2 separate regions of the Homo sapiens genome follow, and region 2 is linked to region 1. Evidence: chromatin loops called from intact Hi-C (ENCODE). Cell type or tissue: GM12878. All regions are shown on one strand. Each heading gives the region's core, and the rest is flanking DNA. Links, peaks and the distances in the headings are about the cores only.

Region 1 (4,401 bases), core at 328-4,327:
AAAGATTTTAAGTAGAAGAATCATAGGATTGAATTCATTTTAGACAGATCACTGTTACACAAAAATTTGAGGCAAACAGAAGAGTTTGGAGTAAACAGTAGGCTGTGAGCCAGTAATGACTTGGACTGAGTTGGTAGCAGGTAGGTGTGAAGAAAATAAAGTGGTTATTGGGAGATTTGGTTAACTGAAAATGACTGAGGGAGATAGATGTCAGGTGACTCCCAAGTGAGTTGGTGGAGCAGCTAGGAGGATAGTAATGTCTTCACTGAGATTAGAAACAAAATAAGAGAATATATGTTAGGGAAGGAAGAAGTCTTTGTTTTGACCATGTAAAATTTGAAGTGCATGTGAGCCAACCAGTCATATATGTGTAGTGTGCAATTAGATATTCATTCAACACTGTTGGAAGAGCACCTACTCTGTGCCTGGTACTGTTCTACACACTGAAATAGGTAAAGCAGCAGCAAAACAAATGGTTCCTACTCCTGTTTTTTAGAGGGAAACAGCATATAAACAAGTTTTAAAAATAAGAGGAGAGAGAATATCCCATAAATTCGTGAAGAAGGCTGGGTGCAGTGGCTCATGCCAGTAATCCCAGCAGTTTGGGAGGCCGAGGTGGGTGGATCTCCTGAGTTCAGGAGTTAAAGAGCAGCCTGGCCAACATGGCAAAACCCCGTCTCTACTGAAAAAAATTAGCTGGGCATGGTGGCACGCTCCTGTAATTCCAGCTACTCCGGAGGCTGAGGCAGGAGAGTAGCTTGAACCCAGGACACGGAGGCTGCAGTGAGCCGAGATTGCGCCACTGCACTCCAGCCTGGGCGACTGAACGAGACTCCGCCTCAAAAAAAAAGAGTTTGTGAGGAAAATTAAAAGCTGATTGGATAAAGTGTTACTCTGGGGAAAAGAGAGCAAACTTTTGGTGGTTGGTTGATCAGAGATGGCCTCACTGAGAAGGTATTAGAAAGGACAAGAACAGTGTGAGACCAAAGGGAATAGCTGGGCAAAGGCCCTAAGGTGAAAAATTTGTTGTGTTTAGGGAATAGCAAGGTCAGTGTATCCGAAATCTAGTGACCAAAAGAAGGAATGATAGGAGGTGAAGTCTTCAGCCTCAATAAGAAGGTGAAGTGCACTGGAAGCCATTGAAGGATTTAAGAAATGGAGTATCTGGCCGGGCGCGGTGGCTCACGCCTGTAATCCCAGCACTTTGGGAGGCCGAGGTGGGAGGATCAAGAGGTCAGGAGATGGAGACCATCCTGGCTAACATGGTGAAACCCCGTCTCTATTCAAAATAAAAAATTTTTTTAAAAATTAGCCAGGCGTGGTGGCGGGCGCCTGTAGTCCCAGCTACTCGGGAGGCTGAGGCAGGATAATGGCGTGAACCCAGGAGGCAGGGCTTGCAGTGAGCCGAGATCGTGCCACTGCACTCCAGCCTGGGCGACAGAGCGAGACTCCGTCTCAAAAAAAAAAAAAAAAAAAAAAGAAATGGAGTATCATGGACTAGGATAGTAGCAGTAGAGATGAGGGAAGTGGATGGATCCAAAAAGCTGACCTATCTTGCTTACCAATTAAATGAGGAAAGGGAGGAATCAATAGTGATGCCTAGGTTTGGGGCATGTTGTCTAGGTGGAATTAATTTTAATTACACTTTTAACCCCTAGCATATCCAAATATTATTTCACATGTGATCAACATAAAAAATTACTAAATATTAAAAATATTTTACATTATCTTTCTCATAACTAAGCATTTGAAATCTGGTGTGTATTTTATACTTATAGCATATCTCAGTACTTGATTTCATAAAATTTCCAGCTGAAAAAATAGATTCACGTACCCAAGTCGTTCCAAGCATACTTAAAAGTTTTACGGTAATCGAATCGTGTATATTTTTAAATTTTATTTTAAATTAAAGTTAGGATTATGAATTCAGTTCCTAAATTAGCCTCATTTCACTTCTGCATTTCAAGTGGGACAAGTTATTACCATATTGGACAATGCAGTCTAGTGAAGTAGAGGATAGTGGAAAGTCAGACTTAAAAAGTTGTTTAGAACCAGCTCTGGAAGGCCTTGGATGTCAGATTAAAGGACTGAGATTTTACCCTTGAGTCAGGCAGAATAATGGATGGTTTTTGAACTAAGGAGTGACACAAGGTTGTGCTTATGACTAGAAGGAGGCCACTAGGTGGCCAGCTGGTGAGTCAGGACACCCTTCAGTTGCTTTGACTTCAGCCCTGTGGATTCAAAGTCTGATTTTTGTCAGCGCTCTAGAGCAGTCTCACCAAAAGTGTGGTCCACAAGGCAGTGCCAGTCTGTAAGCCCTTTGTTACACATCCATGTCAAGGCATTTACAGAAAGTAAGAATTTAGAAACTTATAGCAGTTTAACAGACTAATTTTATTTCTGTGGGTCTAATAAAAATTTGAGGGATTGTACTTTGCATATTCTTTATTTCCCTTTTTTTGTTTGTTTTTTGTGTTCGAGATGGGAGTCTTTTTCTGTCGCCAGGCTGGAGTGCAGTGGTGCAGTCTCGGCTCACTGCAACCTCTGCCTCCTGGGTTCAAGCGATTCTCCTGCCTCAGCCTCCCAAATAGCTGGGATTACAGGTGTGCACCACCACATCCAGCTAATTTTTGTATTTTCAGTAGAGACGGGGTTTCACCATGTTGGCCAGGATGGTCTTCATTGCCTGACCTTGTGATCCGCCTGCCTCAGCCTCCCAAAGTGCTGGGATTACAGGCGTAAGCCACCGTGCCCGGCCCTTTTTTCCTTTTTAGTTTATTTTTTTCTTTTTTGAGACAGAGTTTCGCTCTTATTGCCCAGGCTGGAGTGCAATGGTGCGATCTTGGCTCACCGCAACCTCTGCCTCCTGAGTTGAAGCGATACTCCTACCTCAGCCTCCCAAGTAGCTGGGATTACAAGCATGCACCACCATACCCTGCTAATTTTGTATTTTTAGTAGAGACGGGTTTCTCCATGTTGGTCAGGCTGGTCTCGAACTCCCAACCTCAGGTGATCTACCTGCCTTGGCCTCCCAAAGCGCTGGGATTACAGGTGTGAGCCACTGCACCCGGCCGTTTTTTTCTTTTTCTAATAATTTTTATCATATTACATAAAAGTACCTATGGTCTCACAGATGAAGGGAGTCAGAAGAACCAAACTCCCAGAAGACATATAAATCTAAATGCCTTTTTTACTTTAGAGTGAAAACTGTAATAGCTAAATTATAATGGACATCTGCTCATTTTCTCCCTCCATGTAGACATGGAAAGCTACACGGAAATAACCGAGTTTATAGTAGCTACCATATATTAAACGTTTCCTGTATGCCAGCCACTGTGCAAAGCATATTATATATATTGTCTCATTTAATCCTCACAACTCTGTAAAATAAGTATTGTTTGCCCCATTTTTCCAATGAAGAAACCGAGGCTAAAATAGGTTGAATAACTTACCTAAATTCACCATCCTCAAAGGTGTTAAAGACAGGATTCCAGTACAGGTCTCTCATTTCCTTCATGATTAGGAATACTACTTTGAAATGAGAGACCTGTACTGTATCTGTTAATTCCAAATTCCCTGGCATAAAGACTCAGTACATTGTTTAAAGAGAATGCATGAAGTTAACTGCATTACCTTTTGGAGGGTTCATTTGTGAATTTGGGGCCAAAGTAAGGGGAGTTACTGGTATTCTAATAGCATCAAACAAATGAATTCATTTCATCTTTTGGGGAGGTGGAGGGAATAAGGTCTCACCTTGTCGCCCATGCAGGCTGGAAGGCCGTGATGTGATCTCAGCTCACTGCAGCCTCAACCTGGGCTCAAGCGATCCTCCCACCTCAGCCTCCTGAGTAGCTGGGACTACAGGTGCACACCACCACGCCCAGCTCATTTTTGTATGTTTTGTAGAGACTGTGTTTTGCCACGTTGCCCAGGCTATTCTCAAACTCCTGAGCTCAAGTGATCCTCCCACCTCAGCCTCCCAAAGTGCTGGGATTACAGATGTAATCCACCACACCCAGCCAAATGCATTCATGTCTACAATAGAAATACATCTCTTTGCTGCTATCTTGAATTTGTAGACTCCCACAAATCAATAAAAAAGAAGACATCCAATAAAAAAATGGGTAGAGGCCAGGCAGTGGCTAACACCTGTAATCCAAGCACTTTAGGAGGCCCAGGCAGGCAGATCACTTGAGGTCAGAAGTTCAAGACCAGCCTGGCCAACATGACAAAACCCTGTCTCTACTAAAAATATAAAAATTAGCCAGACGTAGTGGCACGTACCTGTAATCACAACTACTCGGGAGGCTGAGACAGGAGAATTGCTTGAACCCAGGAGGCAGAAGTTGCAGTGAGCCAAGATCGTGCCACTGCACTCCAGCCTGGGCGACAAAGCAAGAC
Region 2 (4,401 bases), core at 292-4,291, 130 kb after region 1:
ATCATGGGAAGACTAGAGTGAAATATAATCTCCTTCTCAGTATGGGGAAACTAGATGCTAATATTTGTATGATAGAATTTATATCTGTTTAGAATATATCCAAAATCAGTGACATCTAAATGGCCTAACATTTATCTTTGCATATAGTGATTTTTTGGTCAGATCGGTGTCATTTTGTTTCTTGCTTTATCTATTTAAATAATATTGGCAAATAACCCAATTAATTTTGCCCTTGGCTACACACCCAAAATTGATAGCCGTAATTTTAGGGGACTTTTTTTGTTATTCTTTTTCAATCTCTAATAATGCTATGCTTTTCTTTTTTTCTTCATTATGTCATTAACAATGCCTTTTCCTTTTGAACACCAAGTATATGTTTATAATACCAAGAACAGTTATGGTCCTTTTTACATATGTATAAATGGAAAAAACATTTTTAGTAGTGTGGAAATGACTTCTAATGGAAGGCGGGATACCATCTTTACAGAATGTCAATTTCTATACTTCTCAAACACAATTCAGGCATGTTACCAAAATTAATTCATAGTCAAGCTGCTCTTATCCAGGGAACACTTATCTGGTAACCTCTGCTATTAAAAAAGATAGCTTCCATCCAAAAACCTTCTAAACACCCCAAATTGGGGATATGAAGCCCATGTACTAAAACTCTCTAATTTTATTCACAGGAGGAGCAAAACATGTGCACTCCAAGATACAATTTAAGTATTATTCATTGAGTAGCTACTATATGCCAAGTATTTTCACTGCATTGTCTTATTTACCCCTAATGATAACCCCATAAGGTATTTAATTTACAAGTGAAACTGAAGTTTAGAGGTTAAGTATTTGCCTAGGATCACATAGACAGTGAGATTCCAAAGCCACTTCTTTTCCATCTTGCTATACTAGAGGCATGCAGTCTTTAGAACTTAAATCATTCATATTTGTGGAGTCATTTAGTATATAGGTGCCAAATATTCCTACACATCTAAGATTGCATTCTTTGTGTGCTCCTTTTAAAAGTAGGAGAAATATGTAATTTATTCTAGAATAAATTTTGTTAAAATTATCACTAATTTTAAAAAGTTTTTAGTAGAGTTATTTTAAAATAAGATATAAAACAAAAATGAGTTTTTAAAAAGAATCTACGGGCCGGGCGCGTTGGCCCACGCCTATAATCCCAGCACTTTGGGAGGCCTAGACGAGCGGATCACTTGGTCAGGAGATCAAGATGATCCTGGCTAACACGGTAAAACCCTGTCTCCACTAAAAATATAAAAAATTAGCCAGGTGTGGTGGCGGGCGCCTGTAGTCCCAGCTGCTTGGGAGGCTGAAGCAGGAGAATCACTTGAACCCATGAGGCAGAGGTTGCAGTGAGCCAAGATCGTGCCACTGCACTCCAGCCTGGGTGACAGAGCGAGACTCGGTCTCCAAAAAAAAAAAAAGAATCTGTGATGTTATAAGAAGATATGAATATAGATTTTTGCATTTTTTACTATTGGTCTGTATCTTAATTTCTTCTTTCTCTTGAATACTTCAAATTTTTTGAAGCACAACTCCTTTCAAGATAACCAAAATCGTAATAGTATTTAAATAAAAGAATAATGTTCAAATTAGGTCATGGTGAATATACATTAATGATCAGCATTTTATACTTGGCCATGTAGTGTGAACCAGTGCTTCACAGTCCACTTTGATTTTCATCTTTTTTTTTTCTTCACTGATTCATCAGAGTTCTTTAGTTTTTTAAGTATTTTGAATGTGACAGTAAAATATAATAAAATTTTCAGAGGCCTTTTTTTTCTCCTTTTACATTTTCATTCTCATAGATTCGGTTGTGTTAGCTAGTAGCTTTATGTTGGGAGGAGAATTAAAGTTTTCTTTCACTTCTGTAATTTTAATAATTTTACAGCCATTTAAGATTAAAGGACAACCAGAAAGTGGAATTCTAAGGACAGGAACTTTTAGAGAGGATACAGACGATACCGAAAGAAATAAAGTAAGTAGTTTATTGCAGGAAAAAACTGGAAAAAAAAGCCAAACATGGATTATAACTATGTGATTATCTTACCACACTGCTATCTTTTATCATGAGATCTACAGTGTAAGGGGATCGTTGCCATCTTTGGTAGCTGGTGTTTTGCTTGTTTTTGCATGATCAATCCATTTATATGCTAAAGGAAATAGTTTGTCTTCCTGTTTAAAGTGTGACAGCGTATTCTATTTATTTTATGAAAGTAAAAAATGTTTAGGCCTTACCATATGATCCAGCAATTCTACTTCAGGGTATATACCCAAAAGAATTGCAAACAAGAAGTATTTGTACACCCATGTTCTTAGAGTATTATTCATAATAGCCAAAAAATGGAAGCAACCCAAATGTCCATCAGCAGGTGAATGCATAAACAAATATGGTATGTACATGTAATGGAATATTATTCAGCCTTAAAAAGGAAAGAAATTCTGACACGTTACAACATGGATGAATCTTGAGGTCATTTGCTAAGTGAAATAAGCCAGTTTCAGGATAAATACTGAATGATTCCATTTCTATGAGGTTTGTAAAGTAGGCAAATGTATAGAGACAGAAAGTAGAATGGTGGTTGTCAGAGCTGGAGAAAGGGGAAATGGGGAGTTATTGTTCAGTAGGTACAGAGTTTCAGTTTTACAAGATGAAAAGAGTTCTGGAGATTGTTGGCACAGCAATATACTTAGTATCACTAACCAGTGCACCTAAAAATGGTTAAGATGGTAAATTTTATGTTATGTGTATTTCATCACAATTTTTTAAATACATAGGCTTTGTATAAGACATCTTTGCTGGGAGCGGTGGCTCACGCTTGTAATCCCAGGCAGGCAGATCACGAGGTCAGGAGATCGAGATCATCCTGGCTAACATGGTGAAACGCCGTCTCTACTAAAAATACAAAAAAAAAAATTAGCCGGGCGTGGTGGCAGGCACCTGTAGTTCCAGCTACTCGGGAGGCTGAGGCAGGAGAATGGCATGAACCAGGGAGGCGGAGCTTGCAGTGAGTCGAGATCGGGCCACTGCACTCCAGCCTGGGCAACAGAGTGAGACTCCATTTCAAAAAAAAAAAAAGGCTTCTTTGCCTTTGTTTTTCCTTCAGAGCTTGAGATACAATTTGCATACCATAAAATTCACCCATTTTTAGCATGCAGTTTAGTGATTTTTTTTTTTTTTTTTTTTTTTTTTTTTTTTTAGTAATTTAGTGTTGTGAAACCATTAATACAATCCAATTTTAGAACATTGCCGTCACACCAAAATGACCCCATGCCCAATTTAGTCTACCCTAAAGCCCAGGCAACACTGAGTCTACTCTGTCTCCATAGATCTGCCTTCTCTGGGATATATATACAGTCTTCCCTTGGTATCTGTAGATGACTGGTTCCACTACCTCCCTCTCATACCAAAATCTGAGGATGCTCAAGTCCCTTATATAAAATGGTATAGTGTTTGCATATAACCTATACACATCCTCCTATATACTTTAAATCATCTCTAGATTACATACCTAACACAATGTAAATGCTATGAAAGTAGATGTTATCCTGTATTGTTTAGGGGATAATAAAAGCCTGCACATGTTCAGTACACCCAGAGTTATTTTTTTCAAGTATTTTCAATCTGTGGATGGTTGAATTCACAGATGCAGAACCGATGAATACAGAGGACTGACTCCATATCCAATCTAAATCTATGTGAATTTAACATGTTAAATTTTTGTTAGGTCATTCTGCTGTATTTTGCCATTAAAAAAATCTGAGACCAGCCTTGGCAACATAGCAAGACCCCATTTCTCCACAGAAAGAGGGGGAAAAAAGGGTATGGTTGCTCCTGCCTGTAATTCCAGCACTTTGGGAGGCTGAGGCAGGTGGATCGCTTGAGCCCCAGGAGTTCAAGACCAGCCTGGGCAACATGGCAAAACCCTGTCTCTAGAAAAAAATATTAAAAAATTAGCTGGGTTTGGTGGCGCCTGCCTGTAGTCCCAGCTAGTTGAGAGGCTGAGGTGGGAGGATCACCTGATCCTGGGAAGGTCAAGGATACAGTGAGCCATGATCATGCTACTGCATTCCAGCCTGGGCAACAAGGGTGAGACCCTGTCTCAAACAAAAGGGGAAAAAATGACATAAAATATATTAAGGCTAGAATGACTGACTGAATTCACAGTTTTCTTATTTTTGACTGCAACAGTTAAAGAGCCACAGCAACAACAAACCCATTGATATTTATACAAAAAAAGTTCATTAACTACAGAAGTCAAATAATTTATACAATTTATTTGTTTAGATCTAAGATTAACTAAACATAACACATAACCCATTAAAACCATGTTGTGTAAGAATGATACAATGGACTTTGGGGACTTGGGGGCAAGAGAT

What was found. Peaks named below come from ENCODE experiments on the same cell type or tissue, not always from the same donor. Only the 100,000 strongest peaks of a DNase experiment are listed, where the experiment ranks them.
Region 2: it touches region 1 in a loop (2.6-fold over the local background); 2 of 110 quality-filtered maps call a loop at or near these places.

Annotation. Positions count from the first base shown.
Region 1 is chr15:50,356,848-50,361,248 of GRCh38, forward strand. It overlaps GABPB1-AS1 (GABPB1 antisense RNA 1), which reads left to right. Exons shown (of 1, transcript NR_024490.1): 1 at 1-1,465. It overlaps MIR4712 (microRNA 4712), which reads left to right and starts at 3,482; the gene lies at 3,482-3,563. In GM12878, for the core only: a CTCF peak has its summit at 2,191 (motif pointing right); no DNase peak of the experiment used is centred there; H3K4me3 peaks cover 938 bases; H3K27ac peaks cover 146 bases.
Region 2 is chr15:50,482,363-50,486,763 of GRCh38, forward strand. It overlaps USP8 (ubiquitin specific peptidase 8), which reads left to right. Exons shown (of 20, transcript NM_005154.5): 12 at 1,913-1,999. Among named protein-coding and RNA genes, the nearest start is that of USP8, 60 kb to the left of the region's middle. RefSeq lists a silencer at 1,715-1,817. In GM12878, for the core only: no CTCF peak of the experiment used is centred there; a DNase peak (open chromatin) is centred at 2,579; H3K4me3 peaks cover 287 bases; H3K27ac peaks cover 228 bases.